Linked DNA regions of Homo sapiens: region 1 is linked to region 2. The links are chromatin contacts, found by Hi-C or POLR2A ChIA-PET in ENCODE. All regions are on one chromosome and are shown on one strand. The core of a region is the stretch at or near the end of the contact, and the rest is flanking DNA. Distances in the headings are between cores, read along the strand shown.

Region 1 (5,504 bases), core at 725-3,224, 560 kb after region 2:
CAAAATCTTTGCAATCACAGAAACCTGTCCTGGAGCTATAGGGTGTTCTTATTTTGGTAGGTGAATAAGAAATTTTTTTCTTTTCTTTTCTTTTTTTATGAGACAGGGTCTCTCTCTGTCATCCAGGCTGGAGTACAGTGGTACAATCATAGTTTACTGCAACCACCAACTCCTGGGTTCAAGTGATCCTCCCGCCTCAGCCTCCCAAGTAGCTGAGACTACAGGCACATGGCACTATGCCTGCTAATTTTGAAAAAAATTTTGTAGACATGTGGTGTTGCTATGTTGCCCGGGCTGTCTCTAATACTCCTGGCCTCAAGTGATTCTTTTGCCTTGGCCTCCCAAATTGCTGGAATTACAGGCATGAGCCACTATGCCTGGCCGAATAAGAAATTTCTAATGGCTGCACACATCTTTGAAAGAGCTGAGACATTTCAGGAACAAACTCGTGTGATACAGCCCATCACCTGAACCTTCCACTTGCCTACCTATTAGTCTTCTTTTGGAAGATGAGAGATTTTTCTCAGTGGTTAGTTAACTTTCCCTTAAGCATAAGTAATTTTCTAAGCCCCTTCTTGGTATCTCACTCCCTCCGTAATTGATTAACATTAAAACAGGGGCAGTTACAAAAGCTCAAGTCTAGCATTTCAATGTTACTTTGGGAGACGCTGCATTGATAATATTGACGACAATCATTTCTCAGAGGACCTCTAAGAACAAATATTTAAAAATGGACTTGGACTGAACAATAAACATAGGACTTGTAGGTCCAAAGTAACAATAGCTTTAAATTATGTATACTCAATAAGTCAATTTTAAAGAAAACATTGGAAAACCAATGGTAATGCTTTAGTTGATGAATGATTTATATTAAATGTAAAAATAGGGATTATAATTTTATATAACATTCTTACGGACATTTCCAAAACCAATATTCTGGTAATTTTTTTGTCCCCAGTTCTGTAAAATAGTTCTAGAAAGAAACTATTTCTGTAAATTGACTTAACATATTAAATGGGAACTTTGGAGGCCAGGCGCGGTGGCTCACGCTTGTAATCCCAGCACTTTGGGAGGCCGACGCGGGCAGATCACGAGGTCAGGAGATCAAGACCACGGTGAAACCTCGTCTCTACTAAAAATACAAAAAATTAGCCGGGCGTGGTGGCGGGCGCCTGTAGTCCTAGCTACTCCGAGAGGCTGAGGCAAGAGAATGGCGTGAAACCGGGAGGCGGAGCTTACAGTGAGCCAAGATCGCGCCACTGCACTCTGTCTGAAAAAAAAAAAAAAAAAAAACGGAACTTTGGCTGGAATCTCAGCTAGGTCTTATACTATGGAGATCTGTCCAGGTGGATTTTTATACTTCTCAAGGACTAGAACCTTCTAAAACAGTAGTTGTGGAAGTAGTTGTATGCTACAGTCCATTATTTCTAGAAAATTTGTGAGATATATTCTAGTTCTAACTGGTTCATAAGAGTATTGAAACAAAAGAGGTCAAGCATGCCATCATTCCTCCTCTATAACTCAGCTCTAACTCTGCTTCCATCGCATCTATGCATGCTCACTGTTTTTGTTTCTCATTCTTATCTTCCTGCTCATGGACTTTATTCTGCATTGCCTTCGAAGCTTCCTGAATGTCTTGTGTATCTTTCATCTTGGCTAGAAAAGAAGTCTCTTTTCTTTCCTAGGAAAGCAGATCATGACATCAGATGACGAATATGGCTGAGGTTCAAGGCAGATTTTTCTTTTCAAAGTGACCTCACCTGTTAATCCAACTACCTTCAAGCATCAGCTAGGTTTAATAATTTCTTTACCAAACTAGTACCAGAACCACAATTCTCATGAGGATATGTAAGTACCAACATAGCCAATCCTGATCTTGGCTAAGGATGTCGGACAAACCATGGTGCAGGTGTGTAGCATTCACTGGAAGCAGCTTGAGAGGGCAGTAACTTGGCAAAGAGACCTTTATGACTACAGTTGTTGCTTCTGGCCAACACTGCCTCTTAGAACTATGAGGTAATGTCTCCATAGTAACCAAGTTCCAGTTTCTGAACAATTCCTATGTTGATGCTGTACCTTCTTTGCAGTTTGCAGACATTAAATAAAGTAATTTGCTCTTAGGAAAGCCATATCTTCCACTAGACTTTGCCACCAAAATTATTGATATCTTGTTTTGTATTTCTAAGAGTCAAGGCCAGTATGTACATACTGGGGAAATTAATCACAACTCTTTTCTTCTTTTTTTTCTTTCTCTCTCTCTGGACAAATACTTTGAGCACATGGAAACAGCTAGGCAGCAAGAATAGAAACCATAAAACTTCAATGCAAAAAGAAGTCTATTGGTAGAAATCATAAAATCAAAGCCAGAACACCTAAATTCTTCTCCTAGTTATGCCAGCAGTATGATTTAGAAGAAATCACTTAATTCAGTTTCTCCTCTGTGTAAAACACTCACACTTAATGTTTCATGATAATGATAGTATGGCAATAAAATTAATAACTATGAAAGTACATGATTATATACAGTAATAAGATATATAAATGATGATTACTGGATGAGTAAGCTTATTAAAAATAGTTAATAAGATTCTACTATTTCTTAAAAACTGGCTAGGTACCATGAATAAACAATACCTGCTTTCAGAAATAATACTAAAATATCTTCTAATATAGATTTGAAAATGATTTTTAAAGACAATAAAGTAACTGTCTTAAAAAGCCAAAAAGAAAAAGTCAAGACGTGTAACACGTAATAAGGTAAGTTAAAAGGAAGTAAACGTTTGACCGTATTTCCTCCCTCTCAGAGATGAAGCACAATTCCTTATGAACATTATGGGCCAATTATGTAAATATAGCATCAGAAGGTTTATAAATTTTTACTTACGCTTAGTAAAGAATTAAAAATGGGCTTGTCATTTCTTGTCACTCTCCCAGTCTCCCTACCTGTACCAGTCTGGATGGCTTTCTAGCTGTTAAAAATTTCTCTACTTGAACTGCATATATTAGCATAAAGTCGTTATGACCTCATTGGTTTTATCAGAGAGCCTGCTCATATTTTCCAACATATTTTGGAGAAATAAAATTCTGTCAGCTGAGAAAAACTTTTGAAGGCTTTGAAGTTGTGAGTGTTTCAATACTCATTCCCCATAGTAGACATTTTTCTTATTTCCTTTTCTTAAATTACTGTATATATGCAATGAAAACCAATTTCCTCTTTTGTTGTTGCTTAAACTAATTTAGTGGTTTTCAACAGGGGCCAAAGTGAACCATAGAGAGCATTTTGTAAATGTAAGAGGATGTTGATAGTAGTCATTAAAGATTCGGGTCGGGTATTAGTGGCATTTGGTAGACAGAACCCAGAGATGCTAGACTTTCCACAATGTGGCAGATAATCCTACTTAGTAAATAGTGTTCCCACATGACACGTGCCTTTCTAGGCATTCATGCAGGTGAAAAATAGATTACAATTATCTGGCCAGGCACAGTGGTTCCCACCTGTAATCCCAGCACTTTGGGAGGCCAAAGGGAGTGAATTACTTGAGGTCAGGAGTTCAAGACCAGTCTGGCCAACATGATGAAACCCCGTCTCTACTAAAAAAATACAAAAATCAGCTGGGTGTGGTGGCGGGTGCCTGTAATCCCAGCTACTCTGGAGGCTAAGGCAGGAGAATCGCTTGAACCGGGGATGTGGAGTTGCAGTGAGCTGAGATCGTGCCACTGCATTCCAGCTTGGGTGACAGAACCAGTCTCCGTCATTAAAAAAAAAAAAAAAAGATTAGAATTATATGAACCTAAAGCCTAGCTCTATATGTCATATAAATACAAAATATTTTTGCAGTTTTAGTATATACCAAAGTCTTTAGGATGTAACTATTTATTGTTTAAATTCCGGAAAGACTCTATATTGATTTGTTCAGACGTTTCCAAGAGTTATCAGTTTGGAAAAAATTACATCACCAATAGCAATACAACTTGGTAGTATTCATGTGGTTGATACAACTTATTGGACAGAGAATAACAGTAGCAATAATACCATCAGCAGCAACAAAATCAACCTGAATCTGATGAATCCTCTGCTTTACATGTAATACAGGAAACAGAAGAGCACATTAGCTAATCAACTAAGAAATTTAAAAGACACTTTTTGTAATTTGTGGATATAACATATCCTAATTCAAGCAAACTGTAGAAATTTATAAGACAGTAGAAACTTAAGCACATGGTACTTAATGATATTAAGGAATAACTGGTAAATATTTTAGGTGTGATATGGTGTCATGATTATGTTTTTTGAAAAGGGTTCTTATCTTTTAGTGATACATACTAAAACATTTATAGATAAAATGATATGACGTCCTCTGTTTCTAATGAATACAGACAGTAGGAAGCAGATGAGAATGTAGATGAAAAAGTTGGGCCATGACTTGTAATTATTAAAGCTGAGTAATAGTTACATGGAGATTCATTATAGATTATGATTATTTTTGACTGCAAATATCTAAGTTCTCCATAGCAAAAAGACTAAAATAGAAGCCTCAGTTTGGGATGCACAGACTCAAATGTTAATGGTGTCATCAACATGGCTGTGTCTGCTCAGGAAGGAGAGGGTCAGCAAGAACTGAAAGGAAGAAGCAGAGGTGCATGAGGTGCAATAATCTTTTTTTTTTTTTTTTTTTTTTTTTTGAGATGGATGTCGCTGTGTCATCCAGGCTGGAGTGCAATGGTGCAATCTCGGCTCACTGCAACCTCTGCCTCCTAGGTTCAAGTGATTCTACTGCCTTAGCCTCCCAAGTAGCTAGGACTACAGGCATGTGCCACCACGCCCGGCCAATTTTTGTATTTTTAGTAGAGACGAGGTTTCGCCATGTTGGCCGGGCTGGTCTTGAACTCCCGACCTCAAGTGATTTGCCTGCCTCGGCTTCCCAAAGTGTTGGGATTACAGGTGTGAGCCATTGTGCCAGTGCAATAATCTTTATACGGTTCTTTCACCACAGCTCTAGAAGATGAGAATTTCCCCATTTTCCAAATGAGGAAGTGGAAGTTCCAAGAGATGAAATACCTCTTCCAAGCTTATACAGCCAGTAAATGGCAGAGCCAAGATTTAGTCTCATCCATCTATTAGAGAGACCTCCTCACTGTACTTGCTGTTTCTGCTTTACTCTTGTTCCATATCTTCCTTTTTCTGTGGTATCTGCCTAAATGCTTGTCCATTCCTGAACCAGCTTCATCCTGCTTTTTCTGGTCTGGTCTCAAATCATCTCAAATCACTCTCTCCTCTGTCTTCTTGGCACTCTGTCAATTCTCTTTGCCTTTACCCCGCGTTGGGAAAGTACGAGAATTTTGCTGGGGAATTGAAGCCCCATAAGAGTAGATGTGGGTCAAATTAGGGTAATGAAAACTGAGTTTCATGTTGTGAGATTTCTACCTTAAGAAAAAATTAAAAGTGGCAAAATTCCATATTCTTAAGTTTAAAAAACAGACAAAATATTACATATACACAATTT
Region 2 (6,289 bases), core at 853-3,352:
GATAGGGTTTCTCTATGTTGCCCAGGTTGGTCTCAAACTCATGGGATCAAACAATCCACCTGCCTGGGCCTCTCAAAGTCCTGGGATTACAGGCATGAGCCACTGCACCTGGCCCCTTTCTTCTAATAGTGCCTCTCAACCATACACCTCCCACCTCATTTGTATTTGGTTAGACAAAGTGACTCCCTCAGATCAACCAGGGATTAATCCTGGAGCTCCAACACATATTTAAAACTACTGGCTTGATAGTCTAACAACATTGTAGATTACCTAGAGAGAAGCAGATACGTTATTTAAACGGATTTCTTGACCTATTTACATGATAAGATTTAATTTCCTTGAAATGCCATTTTGAAAACTGGGATTGGCATCCCTTACAGGTTCTCTAATTAGTTGCTTTCAGATTACTTGGCAAGTAAAGGACTATGTTGTTATGAACCCCACCTGCAGTATATCCCGAACAGGAATCTCCATCTTGGGTTTCTTTTTGTAAAGTCTGCATTTGACCCCTTTACACTCTTTTCCGTGTTCATAAACGTGCTCAGGGTTGGAAAAGCTGTTTCAGTAGAGATGGCATATTTCTGGTGGCATTCGGGGGCAGGTACAGGAGTTGCAGGCATCCATCGTATGCTGTCCAGCGTCTGCACGTTCCCTTGTTTGCTCCCAGTGGGTAGAGAACCCGGCATTGTGGGTACCTTATTAGAACTGTCAGGAGGTAATATTACATAAATAATGAAATAACATGTTAATGCAATTCATTACAGGTTCGTTGGAATTTATTGTTCAGGTTATTCCTTTCACTGCTCTGAGAAACATCAGGTATACTAGACTCACCTGAAGCAGGATGTAAGCGTATAATTTGTCAGACGGGCAATATGGTCTAGTGGATCCAGAATTTGAATATTATTTCTGGCTCTGCTGCTGGCTTCCTTTATGACTAGGAGGGAAATGTCTCTGGGTGTTGCCAGTTTCGGTATCTGTGGATTGATAAGCAGATCGCAAGCATGGATGTTATAATAGGTTATTTCATGGGAAATTAAACAGCAAATCTAATGAGAGGAGCGGGTTACTTGGTCATTTCTTTCTAGGTGCTATTTGGTGCTTTAAGAGGACCTCTAGTATTGGATAAGTTAAAGGAGTTTCAGAAAGTGCATCATAACAACATTACTGAGAGCTCAGAATGTGCTACATGGTTCTGAGGGCCATCTGCGTATTAACCTCATTTAATCCCTGCAGCACACCCGGAGGTCATTGCATGATATTGATGCAATTTTACAGATGAAGAAACTGAAGCACATATGGTTAAATAATTTGTCCAAGATCACAAAGCTAGTAAGCAGCAGAACTGGGGTTTGAACTCAGGTTATTTAAACTCAGAGCCCCAGTTCTTATTCCCCAGTATTTGACTCCCCTTTGCTCTCACCTGGTGATAGAAATGATAATGACCAGGCTGAGCGCAATGGCTCACACCTGTAATCCCAGCACCTTGGGAGACTGAGGCAGGTAGATCGCTTGAGCTCAGGAGTTTGAGACCAGCCTGGGCAACACAACAAAACCCCATCTCTACAAAAGATACAAAAATTAGCTGGCTGTGGTGGCATGCCCCTGTCATTTCAGTTACTTGGCAGGCTGAGGTGGGGGAGTGGCTTGAGCCCAGTAGGCAGAGATTGAAGTGAGCTGAGATCGTGCCACTGCACTCAAGCTTGGGCAACAAAGCAACACTCCATTTCCAAAAAACAAAAGAAAAAGTATGAGATTTAACTTAAAAATAATTTTCCTTCATCTGATTAGAAAGTATAATCAGGATGAGCTTTAGTGTGTTGTTTTTTGTAGAGCCGGGCGGGGACCGGGGGTGGGGGGGGGTCTCACCATGTTGCCCAGGCTGGTCTTGAACTCCTGGGCTCAAGCGATCCTCCCACCTCAGCCTCCCAAAGTGCTGGGATTACAGGTGAAAGACACTGCACCTGGACTATCTTTCTGTTATTGCTGTGGTGGGGAGCACACCAAAATAGTGCCTGTCATCCTCATCCTTCCTAGGCATCTTTCCCAGCACTGCTGCTGTGATTAGTACCTTAACTCCAGCCTAGGCAGGTGCAGTGCATCAGCGGCTCTCTTCTCTAGCTTCTTTTACCTCAGCCCAAGCCACTCTGTAGAAATGGGCTCCACCCATGTCATCTGACCTGTAGGTCTCCACTCTTTCTTCCCAGTTCTCAGATGGTTCTTGGAGCACTGGCGAAGTCAAGCGAAAATAAGGTGGTGAGTTTTCCCCAACGAAATAATTAAATTTTGGCTGATGCTGGCCTTTAGTCATCGAAGGCCGAGAAAGTACCGCCCTAACCAGGGAAAAGCAATATCAGATGTAGGCTGTTCTGTTGTGTCTCAACCTCAAAATGCTTGTGGCAAAAGGGACAAACCTCCAATAAGTCTATATTAGAGGTTCAACAGAGTTCATTGAAAACTTGAAACAAATCTGAAAAGAAAAACACTCTACAAATAGGGAAAAAAGATGGGTAGCTGAGAGTGATAAAGTGAGATTCCCCAGATATGTTGCTGTCACCACAGGCAAATCTCAAATTGTTTTCAATGGAGCTTTTGGAAATTTAAATTAATCCTGCCATTTTCAGGCTTGGTCGTTTGGAATGTGTGTTAGTGAAACGCAGTGATGTAGTTTTATAGACTGTAAGAACCTTGGAGGCACCTGAATTCTTGAAGCTAGAGATTTATTGTAGGTCTTCTCTTGTTCTCTGAGAAGAAAACCAGACTTCATATAACAAGAAGTGAGACAGAAGAACAGTTTTCAGAAGCATGTGTCACTCTGCTATTTTAGGAATTGTTCCAATAAGAGATGTTTATAGTAAGCTTGGTGTGACCCAGCCAAGAAGCTTAATATAACAAGGTTAACTGAATTGTGGGAGGAAAGTTTCTAGCCTATACCAGCTTGCATTTATTAATAATCAGAAAGGTTGCGGATGACAGACTTGCTGAGCATTTACTAAATCTGGTACTTGTGGTTTGCAAATCATGTGATTAACAGCTGCTATCATCTATCCTAGAAACGGCAGGAAGAAGTGTTATTATTTTATCACATAAAATAGTAGTCACAAAGAGAATGAAAACAGTTTAATTTGGCAGATATAAAATTCACTGGTTAAGCAGAAAACCATGCTCTGCCCTCCCACTGAGCTCACTAAAGATGGGTTTCCTGGGAATGTCTCAGTGAACAGATGTTTCTTCTTAGGTTTTGATGAAGAGTTTAGTGGCATCTAATCATTAGTGAAGGGTTGTTTTGGCAAAAGGAATCTCTTGTCTATCTACACACATACTTAAATTTTTTTTTTTACGTATATTAAGGATTTTGCATTAATTACCAATAGGATCTCACATAGATGAATCATGAATGATTGACTGGCTTTCCTAATCAAGTTTTGAATGATTTTAAAAATCAGCCTGCCTGATCTAAGGTTTGGAAGTTCAATGCTCAATAAATAACTTTAGTAAAGGGAGGAAAACATTTTAAAGGAAAAAAACAGGAAAGATAATTACATTGTTAATCTGTTTGGAGTTAGAATTTGATTCAGAAAGATTTCTACAGAGCCTTTTGAATCACCCTGAAATCTGCCAGCTTTTTCCAGGATGCTGCTTTTGTACCTCTGTATACATCATATGCCATTCTTTGCAATAAAATGCAACTTTCTTAGTGATTGAATAATATAGATGTTGATAAACACAAATTATGTCATGTTGTTTACATATACATTCCTAAAGAATAAGAAATATTGTCTACATTGTACATACGTAGTAGATTAACTCATTGAAGTCAGAACAAATGTAGATTTCTATAAGTCCCAAAGAGTATGGATGTCTTAGAGGTTGATGTTGAAGTCTGCAGTTACACTGGTGGTGAAAATCAAATATATAACGAATAACTTTAGGTAAGAATCAAATCGGACTTGTTTTACAGATGTTGCCATGTGTTAGAGGATTTTACTTGTTGCTTTATAGTTTTGGATCGGGCAGATGGTTGAAAAGTGTTGATTCAAGAGCTTTGACTGTATGGAACAAGATAATTGAGGCAATAATAATAATGGGACTCAGAATCTATAAGCCAGAGCAATGAAGCATAGTTCAATCAATAGGAGGAATAAAAAAGATTAGCAACATAAGCAGTATCGATAATCTCTAACATCATTTTACATTACATTTAGCTCACATGAATCCAAGTGGAAATTCCTCTAACAGATTTATAGTTCCACTTCTTAATTTTCTGTTTATAACCCTAGAAATAGCAAACAATATGTATAACATTCTGTGCAGTGCATATAATAGCCACATAATAGATGCTCCTAAATTTTTCCTAGCCTCACTCCCAAGCTGGGATAATTTCCTATTATAGGTTCTCATGGCTCCTGACTATGTAATTATTTATTTGACATTTTTCAGGTTGTCAGATTTAGCTAAAAAAAAAAAAAATACAAGACAGCCAGTGAAATTTGAATTTCAAATAAACAACAAATAATTTTCCAGTATAACTATGTCCTGTGCAACATTTGGGGGCATACTTACACTAAAAAATTAGTCATTGTTTATCTGAGATTAAAATTTTATTGGGCTTCCTAAATTTAACCTAATAGCTCTAGTGGCTTACTTGTTCATAGCTGTATCTTCCACAGACTACGAGTTTCAGGATATTGTTTTCTTCATCATTGTATCCCCAGTATTTGCACAGGGCTTAGCACTTAGCAGAAATTCAATAAATATTGGTTGGCTGTCTAAAGGGATGGATATTAAAACTACTTTAATATATTAGATACATTGGCTCACACCAGTAATTCCAGCACTTTGGGAGGCTGTGTTGGGTGGATTACTTTAGCTCAGGAGTTTGTGACCAGCCTGGGCAACATGGGGAAACCCCATCTCTACCAAAAATACAAAAGATTAGCTGGGCATAGTGGCATGTGCCTGTGATCCTAGCTATTGAGGAAGCTGAGGTGGGAGGATCACCTGAGCCTGGGAGGTGGAGGTTCCAGTGAGCCGAGATTGTGCCACTGCACTCCAGCCTGGGTGACAGAGGGGGCACCATATCAAAAAAAAATGTATTTTAATTAAAAGTATACAAACTGAGCCAGGTGTGGTAATCCCAGCTACTTGGGAGGCTGAGGCAGGAGGATCACTTGAACCTAGGAGTTTGAGGCCGCAATGTGCTATGATCACACCTGTGAATAGCCACGGCTCTACAGCCTGGGTAACAGAGACCCAGTCTCTACAAAATTAAAAATAATTTTAAAAACCATGGAAAATGCAACTGAGGTTCATAGAACTTGAAAGCAAAAGAAGCAGTTCTTGCCATTGGGTTATCTACAAGTGTACCATCTTTATGTAGTAAATAATCAACTAAGATCGCTAAGAGGGAAATTCCTTTTAAAAGAGATAGACTCCAAGCAACTGATTCTCCTAGTACAATTCACTTTCAGTTCTTAATTTTCACTTAATGCCTTTTCAAAGGCAGTTACTGTACAAAGCAAGTTGGGCTTGTATTTTTAAGTATTCTGGCAGATTGCAGCTAATCCTTTCTACCAGGATCGAAAATTAAAAAAGACGTTAAGAGGTTTAGACAGAAGAGACAGGAGATATTTCCAAGCTGCATATGGAGAAGATGACACAAATTTTGAAATCTTTATCACCCCATCTTATTTATTAAACTCCCACCCATGTTCTGCTCTATATTAGAAAAAGCAAAACAAGTTAATCTTATGCAGCTTTGGTAGCTCATGAAGAGCCATTGTTTTCAGTGCACTCTTTATAAGGTTTAGCTTATCAACCACAAAGCAGGGCTCACTTAGGTAAGTCAGGAAAGTTTAGAAGACAGTAGAAGAAAGCCTGGGAAACATGGTGAAACCCTGTCTCTACTAAAAGTACAAAAAAAATTAAAAAAAAATGCTAAGTGTGATGGTGCACGCCTGTGGTCCCAGCTACTTGAGAGGCTTAGGTAGGAGGATTGCTTGAGCCTGGGGAGTTGGAGGTTGCAATGAGCCATGAGTGCACCACTGCACTCCAGCCTGGGTAACAGACCAAGACCCTGTCTCGAAAATAAATAAACAAATGAAAACAGATGGTTAAAGGAAAAAAAATGCCTTGGAAATGCAAGTAGAAACATGTGCCTTATGTGCTAGGAACATTAATCTAGGTCAGTTACAAATGCCTACAAAGTGAGACTGTTTGTTATGGCTTGAACAGCCTACCACATCATCATTCAGTGACAGGAGGGGACAGGATTTGGGAGCATGAGTTT

Evidence for each region. A loop is a pair of places that touch in the nucleus more often than their neighbours do. ChIA-PET counts read pairs that join two places held with the same protein, here RNA polymerase II (POLR2A). Pooled maps may share reads with other maps.
Region 1: a map of HCT116 shows a loop between it and region 2 (3-fold over the local background). The contact joins the promoter of LMNTD1 here to the promoter of LINC02909 in region 2. A Hi-C loop is called at or near these places in 1 of 168 maps with a recorded cell type or tissue (HCT116) and 6 of 50 pooled maps. POLR2A ChIA-PET finds 5 or more read pairs at or near these places in 1 of 52 experiments (Panc1).

What each region holds. Positions count from the first base shown.
Region 1 is chr12:25,551,309-25,556,812 of GRCh38, forward strand. LMNTD1 (lamin tail domain containing 1) reads right to left here and starts at 1,975. Exons shown (of 10, transcript NM_001145728.2): 1 at 1,761-1,975; 2 at 1,563-1,681. The coding sequence starts at 1,651.
Region 2 is chr12:24,995,363-25,001,651 of GRCh38, forward strand. LINC02909 (long intergenic non-protein coding RNA 2909) reads right to left here and starts at 2,103. Exons shown (of 4, transcript NR_171024.1): 1 at 1,870-2,103; 2 at 835-977; 3 at 445-705. It also overlaps a transcript of IRAG2 not described here. RefSeq lists enhancers at 2,662-2,791, 3,042-3,151.